3 separate regions of the Homo sapiens genome follow, and regions 1 and 2 are each linked to region 3. A link is a contact called in ENCODE Hi-C or POLR2A ChIA-PET data. All regions are on one chromosome and are shown on one strand. The core of a region is the stretch at or near the end of the contact, and the rest is flanking DNA. Distances in the headings are between cores, read along the strand shown.

Region 1 (3,953 bases), core at 739-3,238, 950 kb before region 3:
TTCTCAAAGTCTCACTTCCGCACAATGGGTTGTGACTTCACTGCAATCCCCTTGCAAGATAATTCAGAAATACCTTAAAAGCCAGGCTCAACATATATTAACACTTATCCATGCTAGAAAGAATTCATACATCCCAAACCAACAGTAACCTCAATCACATTTCTCCAATTTCAGTTGGGTTTAAAAAAAATACATCCAGAAAGCCCAAGTTAAAAATAAAGAGCACTCTCTTAGTTAAGCAGTGAGGGGAGACTGAAAATTAAAAGTAACTTTTAAGGATCAACAGTTTTTGACAGTTATCTTAAGAAAGCATAAAAGATGAACACCACACTGGTAAAGATCCCTTACCTTACAGTGTTGGGAGACAGAGAACAAAGGGAGGGAGATAATATTTTCATAATGAACTGTCCATTATATTAACCTTGCCAAAGAGTCCAACTACTCATTCAGTGTTGAAGGATGTGAATTTTTACTTGCTTAGTAAAATTTAGGTATCATAAAAAATATTAAAATAATATTTTAACTAGAAGCGAAAGTCAGACAGCTTTAGGGAAAAATCAGAGCGACTAGGTGATTGGCCAGTGCTGATGAGGAAAAGAGCGCTAACCTACAGAACAAAGACTCTCATTTCTAATCTATTTCACTACTGAATCAAAAATGTAAAAAACAGCAACAAAAAGGCCAAGCCTTTCAGTACAAGCATCATGCAACTTCTCTCAATTTCTGTCCATCTCGTTGGGAAACGTCATGTGAACTACGCGGGAGTCCCTATCGTCCCATTTCACTGTCTCTAGGGTTACTTCACTCCTTCAACGACAGTGAACACACGGTGTAAAATGGCTCAGTAGCAATTCTTATTTTATCAGCCTTAGTCGGAAATCTGATTCGGAAACCTCAAGCTCCGATCCACATAAATCGCTCCTTCCTCCCAGCAACTTAAGCTGCGGTTACCGCTAAGTCCGGCTCGGCCCCAGCGACAGCAAGGCACTGGACAGGGCATTCCAGCCTCACCCCACCTCACCTCGGCCCTTCCTCCCACGGTCCCTCCCCGCTCTGGCTGTCTTCACCTCCTACACCTCGGTCGAGGCGCTCATCGCCACCCGCGATCAAAAAGGGTTTCCCTTCAGGGAAAGGGGGAAATGAAGGTTCATTTCTGGAAGAATCTGCGCGCCCGGCAGCCGCAAGAGGAGGGAGGAGGGAAGAGTCGGGAAAGGGGCGGGGAGCTCAGCACTATCCATCAAGACATTAGCGCTAGGGGATCGCAAAGTCGCCTTCGGGCCTCCACTGCAGCCTAGAAATTCTCCCACGCACTCCGGGCTGAGGTGGGAATGTGGAATCCAGGCTCCCAAAAATGAGGATGAGACCGGAACTCCCGACTGCCTCGGTCCCGAGGGGGCGGGAAGCGAGAGGAACAAAGCCAGGGCCACTCATGCCCGGGATGGCCGGGCGACCCAGAGGGACACGGGAGGCCCCCTTACCTGCCGTCAGCAGCTGCATGGCGTGAGTGAAGGACGGGTCGAGCGAGTCCTTCTCGGCCATGAGTTCGGGCAGGTACTTGTTCTCTGGCTCCATCTTGACCGAGGCTGTGGCCGAGGGGGGCAGCAGCGGGGTCGGCGCTGGCCCGCCCACTGTCGCGTCGGGACCCGTGGCCGAGGGCGGCAGCAGCGGTGGCGGCTGCGTGGCGGGCGAGGCCCGGGCGCCCCCGCGGGATCCCCCTCCGCCTCCCCGGGACCGGTGAGGCAGCGGCGGCTGCCGAGACGGCGTCTGACGCACCGAGGGGTGGGCACCGGAGGGGTCCATGGAGCCGCTACGGCCCGAAGACCGGCTCATGCGCGCGGCGGGGTCGTCCCGGCGCTGCATCTGGGAGGATGTGCGATCCAAGGAGCGAGAAAGCGACGCGGCAGCGACGGAGGCCCGAGCGGCGGTTGGCGGGGGTGGCAGAGCGGGAGCGGTAGCGACCGAAGCCGACCCGAGCGACCCAGCGAGAGAGAGCACCGGAAATGAGGCGGCGCGCGTGCGCAGCCAGCCACCGGCACCGCCCTTGGGTTTCTCCGCGGAGAACAAAGTCCCCAGTCCGGCCACGGCGCCTGCGCACCGCCGCGGCGTCCGAGAAGTCGCCTCCCGACTCTGGCTTTCCCTCCGCTCCCGCCAGGCCAGAGCTTGATGCGCATGCGCGGGAGGCAGTGGGCTCCGTTCGTTTCGTTTTCCACGTGACTCGGCGCTAGCGGAACACGTGTCTCCTCCCCTTTCTGGCGTGGAGGGGGCGGGAGCTGTGGAATGTCTTTGTCTGCGCGCGGGCCCGCGGAGTGTGGGGCGGGAGACCTGTTACTCGCGGGGCCACGCCCTCTCCAACGGCTGAGCAGTGGAGGGAGGCTGTGGGGAGTGGGGTGGGGGGCGGTCACCGAAGTAAGGAAGTAAAAGACTGCCGAGAGGGTCACGGAAAGGGGAGGGAGAGAGAATTGAGACCGCCTGGGGAGGAAGACAGGAGTGAGACAGACTGCACAGGGAGAAAGGAAGGCTGAGGGAGAGTCTGATGCAGGGGGAAAGTTGGGGAAGGGAAACCTGGAGGGAGAAATTGAGGAAGGACGGCTTGGTGGAAACACTGAAGGCGATTGGAGTACTTGAACTAAGAGGGATGGTTCAGATCAGAGATCTGAAGTCTAGCAAAGAAAAGGGTCCCAGACATCAGGGAACACAAGAAGTTGTTTCCAGTATATATATTTCCAGTATTACATATATTCCAGTCGGTTCTAAAACGGTTGACATTGTTGGTACGGGAAATCTTAAGCAGCATTTTAGCTCTTTTTACATATTTTACTGCTTTTTCTGAATTGTGTTTGTTTTGTTTCGCCGTCATTATTGCCAATTAAGTGTTTCTTCCTTCAAAAAGTGAGGTAGAGACCAGATCCTTAATCCACGTTGGTTGCATCATTAGGATGGCTTCTTCTACCACTCCAGACTTGCTCAAAGAGACCCTTGCCACTACTCTCAAAGGCAAGGTACATAGTGGACAGTCGCCTACGACGTTCTCCACATCCTGGTGTGCTATATGCAAGTGGAGCCTTAGGTCCCTACTTGTCCCATAAGCCATCAAAAGCCTGGTGCCCTCTCTAACTTTCCCTTCCCTCCGCAGATTATTTTCTTCTTCCATTTAAAGCACTCACTCCCATCTCTTTTCCTTCTGGATTAGTTCTCCTAATGAGCCCACACTTTTCAAAAGTCTTTGGGGACCGGTGCGGTGGCTTATGCCTGTAATCCCAGCACTTTGGGAGGCCTAGGTGGGAGGATTACTTGAGGCTAGGAGTTCGAGAGCAGCCTGGACAATATAATGAGACCTCATCTCTACAATAAAAAAAGTTTCCGCCCGGCTTGGTGGCTCATGCCTGTGATCCCAACACTTTGGGAGGCCGAGGTGGGCAAATCACCTGAGGCCAGGAGTTCGAGACCAACTTGGCCAACATGATGAAACCCCATCTTTACTAAAAATATAAAAATTAGCCGGGTGTGGTGGTGCATACCTGTAATCCCAGCTACTTGGGAGGCTGAGGCAGGAGAATTGCTTGAACCAGGGACGCGGAGGCTGCCGTGAGCCGAGATCACGCCACTGCACTCCAGCCTGGGCAACAGAGCGAGACTACGTCTCAAAAAAAAAAAAAAAGGAAAAAAAGGTTTATTTGGAAATTGTCTTCTGAGTGCCTGGAAACTTGATTTTTGGATGTGAAGCTTAGAACCCTTTAACTAGAGAACCTAAAGGCCTTCTTTAAGGGGTTAAGGGAGAGGATTTCCAAATTACCCACAGAAATGAAAACAAAACACGTATCTACATAAATTATATATATATAATATAAAATATAGGCCAGATGCGATGGCTCATGCTTGTAATCCCAGCACTTTGGGAAACCGAGGCGGGCAGATCACAAGGTCAAGAGATCGAGACCATCCTGGCCAACATT
Region 2 (3,685 bases), core at 436-2,935, 870 kb before region 3:
ACAGCCCTGCTAGCCAGCCTTGCCCTAGAATACCCCCTCCTGGGCCACCTGGTGGTGAACATCCTGGACTCTGTGCTGTGGCTTGATGCGGCTGAGTCATAAGACCTTTCTTTTTACTGCTAAGCGCTAATGGAAGCCTTCTGGTCAGAAGCAATGCCCCAAGTCTACCTTGTGGGGAAGGTCTAATGACGACAGATCACTGCTTCTCCCCGCAGGGCTGGATGAGCATGGATGTGGTGGCGAGGTGGGGGAGAAGCACCCACGGGAGCATCTTCATTTCTTCCTATATAGGCGCCAGTTCTGGGCAGGCAAGACTTCCCAGGGGTGGACAGAAAGAACAGACCCTCCCCAACCCGCAATTCCCAGGGGGAGACATCTCCCTCCCAAGCCAGCCTCCAATGCCGCACTTTGCCATCTGGTCGTGGCCCAAACCAGCCTCCTAGCTCGCTAGTGACCACATTTTCCAAACCAAAACTCAGGACGCATGATCTGGCAAAGAATTTCTGGCTAGCTTCCAAATGCAAGAGGCAAAAACCTTTCCACCTGAGAATCTCTACGATAATCTGCGTCGTTAAAGGTGACATTAAGTCGGAAAGCTTGAAATTCAGGGTCTCTTCTTTCTCACTTTCTCAACTCAAGCGTTTTCTTTTTCTTTCTTTTTTTTTTTTGAGACGGAGTCTCACTCTGTCGCCCAGGTTGGAGTGCAGTGGCACGATCTCGGCTCACTGCAAACTCCGCCTCCCGGGTTCAAGTGAGTCTCCTGCCTCAACCTCCCGAGTAGCTGGGATTACGGCCCTCCTTCCGGGCGGGCGCCACCATGCCCAGCTAATTTTTGTATTTTTAGCAGACACAGGGTTTCACTATGTTGGCCAGGCTGGTCTCGAACTCCTGACCTTGTGATCTGCCCTCCTCGGCCTCCCAAAGTACTGGGATTACAGGTATGAGCCACCGCGCCTGGCCCTTCTCAAGCGTTTTCATACGTTGTTATCGATACGTGAAAGAGCCCATGAGGTAGCTGATTATTATTTCCATTTAATAGTTGATAATACTTGGAATCACTTGCCCAAGATCCTACATCCTGAAAGTCTGAATTTTGGCTTGTCAGGGACAGTTCTTAGGGTGGGTGTGTGTCTTGTGGGCAGAGCTGGGGGTGGCGTATTAATATCTTCGACGAAGATGCACACGCCATTCATTTGGGGCCTCAGGAAGGGCAGCCGAGAACTGAGCTGGCCAGGTTCCCACTTCTGAGTTGGAAATCCCCAAGCCCAGGACGTGGCGGCCACCCCGTCCCATCAGGATCTGACCCGAGGCCTTAGGGCCAAGTAGCGAGAAAGAACCCTTCGACCTTGCAGGTCACACCTCGGCTGCAGGCCCTCGACCCAGCCCAGGTGCGGATGGGCGGGGCGCAGCGTGGGCGAGCGACTCCCCAGGCCACGTTCTGCCTTCCCTCCCCGATCACATGGACTCGCCTTCCGTAGCCGGGAGTGCGGAGCGGAACGAACCACGAGGAGGAGGAGCGGGGGAGGCGCCCAGGGCAGTGGGTCAGCGCCCCGCGGGGCAGGTGGGCGGGCCCAACTGCCCGCGAGCCGGCCAGCCAGCCAGTCAGCGAACGCGGAGGGCGGGCCGGTGGCCCTGCGCGCCGCGCCCCGCAGCGCCCCCTGAGGGGCGGCGGCGGGAGCTGGTTCCGGCTGCGCGCGCAGCGGTGGTGGTGGCGGCGCGATCGGCCGGGCTGTAACCGTCGTCTGTCCGGGAGCGGCTGGAGCGGCAGCGGCGGCCGGGCACGGCGCGAGGTGACGCCACAGGGCAGCGGCGGCAGCGGAGGCAGCGGCGGCAGCAGGAGACGCAGCGGCGGCCGCAGCAGCAGCAGCAAGACGGACTCGTGGAGACGCGCCGCCGCCGCCGCCGCCGGGCCGGGCCGGGTGTCGCGCGCCGAGGCTGGGGGGGAGTCGTCGCCGCCGCCGCCACCGCTACCGCCGCCGCCGCCGCCGCCGAGGTGACTGAGGAGAGAGGCGCCTCCTCGCTCCCGCCACCGCCGGACTTCAATGCCCAGTCCCCAGCTCGCCAGCGTGAGTGCGCCCCTCCCGGGCGGCCCCCGCGCCGGCGCCGGGGGCCTCGGGGAAGGGGAGGGCGGGAGGCGCCGCAGCCATTAGTGCAGGCCGGAGACACGTCCCCGGAAGGAGGGCCGGGCCGGGCCGGGGCGGGGGAGCGAGGGTGGGTGAGCGAGGGGCGGGCTCGTGTGTGTGGAAGGGAGAGAGCTGTGCGAGCGTGGGGGAGAGTGAGTTGGTGAAGGGAGGGCGTGTGAGTGGGGGACAGGGCTGAGTGTCCGTGCGAGGAGGTGGGGGGAGTGGGAGCGCGTCGGGAGGCAGTGTCGATGTTGGGGGAATGTGGGTGAGGGCAGGGGAGGGTATGGGTGTGTGGGGAGCGTGTGGGCATGAGGGGTGGTGGTAGAATGAGTGAGTAAATGGGGGAGGAGAGAGTTGAGAGTGTGGTAAAGAGCGGGTGAGTGTGGGGGGAGAACATGGTGTGTGTCGGTGAGAAGGTGCGTGGCAGAGGCAGGAGTGTGGTAGGGTGTGCCGGCGTGTGTCCAGTGTGTGAGCAGGCATCCTAGAGGCCCTTCCCCTTGGTCTTTGTGTGTGGCGATAGTGAACCCTGGTGTGTTGGGTTGGGGAGTTCTTTCCGGGAGCATCTTGTCCGTGGGTCTTCAGGTTCAAGTATGAGGAAAGGGGGTATAAGTCTCCTCCAGCGGCACTATGATCTTCTGGCTCTGGGATTTTAATTTTTTTCCCCCAGAAAGGATGTGATGTGTTTTTTTGTTGTTGTTCTATACATTTTTTTCTCCCACGTTTCATGACTTCAAAGTAAATTTTCAAATTTGTCAATGATGCCATCCTATCCTAGTCTGGGGCCCCTGAGAGCTAACGAAAAGAAGTTTGTCTGTTGCCCAAAATCCTACACTCTGGCCTGTAGAGTGTTCAGGAGCATAAACTTTTGTAAAGTACTGCTAGTTTTTCAGGTGAAGAGTATTTTATTGTTAGGTAAATTGAACTGTAGTCTGGTTTATTATTTCCTGGAATTTGTCAAGAAATTAGCAGTGACTAGCAATTCTAGTGTCACTGTAGGCATTCAGCAAATGTTTGTCTGTCCGGAGTCGCCAAACTACATTACACTGCTGAGTTGGAATATGGTACTTGCTGTCATGCTCTGTAAGAGAGAGTAGTTTCAGAGGGAAGTGAGTGAAGTTATGCCTTGCTGAGTGTGCAAAAGGAGATTAAGGATACAGAATGACACATTATCAGGGCTTCAGAATCACTTGCCAGCACACCATTGTATTGGTGAAGATGGTGAGAAGTTGTTTGCTGGTATTCTGATCTTGGCATTTTTAAGTTTCATAATGAATGGACTAATTATTATCATGGACTTTTCCCATTCTTGTGTTGTAAAAGTAGGGATTCTTGAAGAGTAGTACCTTGATAGGGATTTTACACATTGATATAATCTTAAAAATGATGTTATCTTAAAAATAATGTCTCCTAGAAGTTGGTAGTCTTTCACTTGATCTTAGCCAAAAGGCCGAGAAGCGATAGAAGTTGGTAGTCTTTCAGTATAAGCAAAGAGTAGTATGGTCCTTTTGTTTTTTTTTTGTTTGTTTTTGAGATGGAGTCTCGCTCTGTTTGTTGCCCAGGCT
Region 3 (3,747 bases), core at 492-2,991:
TTTTTAACTTTTTGTAGAGACGAGGCCTCACTATGTTGCCCAGCCTGGTCTCAAACTGCTGGCCTCAACCAATTCTACCACCTCTGCCTCCCAAAGTGCTGGGATTACAGGTGTGAGCCACCCCACCAGGACCCTGATGGGAGAAATTTTGCATTTATCATGATGATCAACCATTTCCTTATCATGTGTATTGCAAATATATATATATGTATATATACGTATATATATGTTTATATATGTATATATGTGTATATATGTATATATGTATATATGTGTATATATGTATATATGTGTATATATATGTATATATGTATATATACATATATGTGTATATATATATATTTTTTTTCTTGAGACGGAGTCTTGCTCTGTCATCAGGCTGGAGTGCAGTGGCACAATATTGGCTCACTGCAACCTCTGCCTCCTGGGTTCAAGTGATTCTCCTGCCTCAGCCTCCCCAGTAGCTGGGACCACAGGCGCCCGCCACCACTCCCGGCTAATTTTTTTGTATTTTTAGTAGAGACGGGGTTTCACCATGTTGGCCAGGATGGTCTTGATCTCTTGACCTCATGATCCACCCGCCTCGGCCTCCCAAAGTGCTGGGATTACAGGCATGAGCCATCGCGCCTGGCCGTGTACTGCAAATATTTTTTATCCATTTGTTCTACTTTGTTGATGGCATCTCTTCTCGTACAGATGTTTATATTTCTTTCAATATTTTCTTTTATGATCTTTTGACTTTGATTCATGAGTATAAACATTTTCCCTCCTCCAATTATAGAGCTTCTCCCCATATCTTCTTCTGGTCTTTTACAGTATTGCGATTTGTCTGTTTTCAATCTATTTTTTTTTTTTTTTTGAGACGGAGCCTCTCCGTGTCGCCCAGGCTCAAGTGCAGTGGCGCGATCTCTGCTCACTGCAAGCTCCGCCTCCCAGGTTCAGGCCATTCTCCTGCCTCAGCCTCCCGAGTAGCTGGGACTACAGGTGCCCGCCACCACGCCCGGCTAATTTTTTTGTATTTTTAGTAGAGACAGGGTTTCACCATGTTAGCCAGGATGGTCTCGATCTCCTGACCTCATGATCCGCCCGCCTCAGCCTCCCAAAGTCCAGGGATTACAGGCGTGAGCCACCGCGCCCGGCCTTCAATCTATTTTGAGTTTAGTTTGAGACAGTAAGACTAAAAGCACTTAACATACATTATTCCACTTAATCCTCCAGGCCATTCTGTTAAGTGGGGGTTATTTTCTTCTTCATTGTACAAATGTGGAAATGGAGGCAGGTCGATTTAAATAAGGCCGCAGAGCTAGAAAGCTGCAGAGAAGGGGTTTGAACCCTGCACCTCTGGGGCCAGGGCAGTGCGGGTGGCCGTCCGCGAACCCTGCTAGCTGTGGTGCTCGGGGGCAAGCTTCCGAGGGCGCGGCGGGCGCGAGGAGCGCGTCCGAGACTCGGTGGAGCGTCACCGGCGCAACCCCGCGTGCCCAGCTCCAGGCCGTGTTCTCCCAGGTGCGGGCCGGCGGGACCCCGCCTTCGGCCCTGGCGGCGCGCGCTCGCCTAGCGGGCGGGCACTCGCGCGCAGCGTTTGTGTTGCCTGCGAGTTTCCCGAGTTCACACAGGCCCTGGGTTGGCATGGCAACCAGGCAACCTGTTCCAGAGCCGCCAGCCTTCTCCGCACATGCCGCTGCCACCGCCGGGGCCGGGGCCGGAGCCTATCCCAGGATGCACCGCGCCAACCCAGTCCCCAGTGGGCCGCCATGTTGTCGGAGTGAAAGGTAAGGGGGAGCGAGAGCGCCAGAGAGAGAAGATCGGGGGGCTGAAATCCATCTTCATCCTACCGCTCCGCCCGTGAGTATCCGCACCCCACCGGCCCCAAACGCTGCTCCGGACCCCTAACGAGCAGATTGTCCCTTCATATTGGTGTTTGAGAGTGGTTGTGGGGGTGAGAAGGGCTTTGGAAAAGCCGCCGGGGCCCTGGCTGAGGCTTCTCACTCGCTGTTCCTCGTACATGTTTTGGAGTCAGCAGCAAGGCCCCTATTGTTATCAAAGGAGGGAGGGGGTGGGGAGCGGGGTCGAAGCTAGGAAAATGCTGGGGGTTTAGGCCCGAGCCCAGGGCGTAGACGTGCCTCTACATTTTTGCCTGGCCCTGTTGGGAACCACCGAAGATTGATGTTGCCATTCGGGTTGCTTTTTTTGATGGGTTTGCGAAGCCCCGAGTCTTCTGTGTGGCCATGAAGTGTAATTCTGTGCCACCCCGATTTCTTCGACTTCTTGAGCTTCCGTGGCAGCGCCGGAGGAGGAGGAACAATAAATCGCTTTAGAAGCAGCCGTGGCCCTTGTCCACAGGCGAGATTCACCGTGGGGGAACTTTGCGAGCCTTAAATGTGGAGAAGTGGCGATCAGGAAGTTTCAGAATGCTTTTTAGGCTCCTGGGTTGCTGTGGCCTTTTGTTTCCGTGTGAGCTTGTGTTTTTGGTGGGTTCTTCCTTTTTGAGCCTCCCGGTGTTGGTGTCTCTCTTCACTCAAAGAGGGGTTCACCCCTTGCTAGTAGGAAAATCTAGATACACAATACTAGTTTTAGTCCTCACAAACATGCTTGGTAAACATAGATCATTTGTTTTACTTGTCAGTACCATTCCCACGTCAAGTGAGGAATACACTCCTGTAACTTTTCCCTCCTATAGCCCCCCCCCCCCCCCCCGCTGAAAAAACAAAGCCAGAAACCCACACACAGCATTACCAGAGAAGGCTTTATTCTCCCGTAACTTAGATTGTTACCTTTTATTGTTCAATTAAGAAAACACTGTTCTCAGCCCTCGATACCATTTTGCTCAATTCCTGTTATTACTGGGATTAATTAAGAATAAGATTTTATGAAGCTTTTCCTGGGTTCTGTTTTAAAGTCAGTTAACTTCTGAAACAATAGGCTTAGCATTTTGTTTCTTGAAAGCACCTAAAAACTTACTAAGACAGGCCCAACCCCAAGAAATGTGGCTTCCGATGCAGTTTTCGTAAGCAAAATAAACATTTTGACCCTTTGCTAATTTTAACTTTATAAAACACTGGGGGGCTGTTGATTCTTTATCTGGGCTCTTGGGAAACGCTCTCCGGATTCTGAACTTTGAGTTAGTGTTTTGCTTTAGCGACAATTGAATTCATTTTGTTCAAGGCCACAGCTTTTTGAAGTTGGAATTTGTTTAGTTTAGGTTTAAAATGAACTGTTTTAAGATAAATTTATGACCACAGAATGTTTGTTAAGTGTGGTAAAAATAAACACCTTTTAAACCACTAAGCATTTTAGTAAAAGGTGAGCCATGGAAATAAAGTAAACCGTGTTCCTTTGAATTCAACTCAATTAGTGATATTTTAAAAAACTTTGTAAACATTTGAAAGCTGTGAAAGAGTAGCTGGACTGAGCACTTCTAGTTGCTTAAAGTACTTATAAGGTGTCATTTGTAAAAAAATCACATTTTAAATGCTACACGTATTAGTGAGCTTTTCTGATATTTAGGATACTGAGTTTTTAATTTTTGTGCCGTATTTGCCAAAATACCACAAAACTACCCAAGATAACATGTTAATTGCTTAGGTATTTGCTCACTTTGAAACTGTTCTGCCAGGTTTTCTCTGGTTTGAGAAACTGCCTTGCCTCTTTAGGTAAAGCAGGAAGTCTTAGGGCATACAGATAGCTTTACAAAAGCCAATTGTTTCGTTTGAACATTTTTATAGGAGTCTTTTCTTTCCCCCATTCCTT

What was found. Hi-C counts contacts between places; a loop is a spot of excess contacts on that map. ChIA-PET counts read pairs that join two places held with the same protein, here RNA polymerase II (POLR2A). Pooled maps may share reads with other maps.
Region 1: a map of CD4-positive, alpha-beta T cell shows a loop between it and region 3 (5-fold over the local background). The contact joins the promoter of KHDRBS1 here to the promoter of PUM1 in region 3. A Hi-C loop is called at or near these places in 1 of 168 maps with a recorded cell type or tissue (CD4-positive, alpha-beta T cell) and 10 of 50 pooled maps. POLR2A ChIA-PET finds 5 or more read pairs at or near these places in 1 of 52 experiments (activated T-cell).
Region 2: a loop to region 3 is called in a map of CD4-positive, alpha-beta memory T cell, with 14 times the contacts of the local background. The contact joins the promoter of PTP4A2 here to the promoter of PUM1 in region 3. A Hi-C loop is called at or near these places in 3 of 168 maps with a recorded cell type or tissue (CD4-positive, alpha-beta memory T cell and naive thymus-derived CD4-positive, alpha-beta T cell), 1 of 37 single-sample maps with no recorded cell type and 10 of 50 pooled maps.

The regions. Positions count from the first base shown.
Region 1 is chr1:32,011,903-32,015,855 of GRCh38, reverse strand. It overlaps KHDRBS1 (KH RNA binding domain containing, signal transduction associated 1), which reads right to left and starts at 1,988. Exons shown (of 9, transcript NM_006559.3): 1 at 1,479-1,988. The coding sequence starts at 1,860. RefSeq lists silencers at 980-1,089, 1,570-1,779 and an enhancer at 1,183-1,753.
Region 2 is chr1:31,936,368-31,940,052 of GRCh38, reverse strand. PTP4A2 (protein tyrosine phosphatase 4A2) reads left to right here and starts at 1,685. Exons shown (of 6, transcript NM_080391.4): 1 at 1,685-2,066. RefSeq lists enhancers at 1,099-1,368, 2,479-2,528 and silencers at 1,429-1,808, 2,011-2,182, 1,959-2,298.
Region 3 is chr1:31,063,711-31,067,457 of GRCh38, reverse strand. It overlaps PUM1 (pumilio RNA binding family member 1), which reads left to right and starts at 1,741. Exons shown (of 22, transcript NM_001020658.2): 1 at 1,741-1,842. RefSeq lists a silencer at 1,435-1,654 and enhancers at 983-1,897, 1,765-2,084.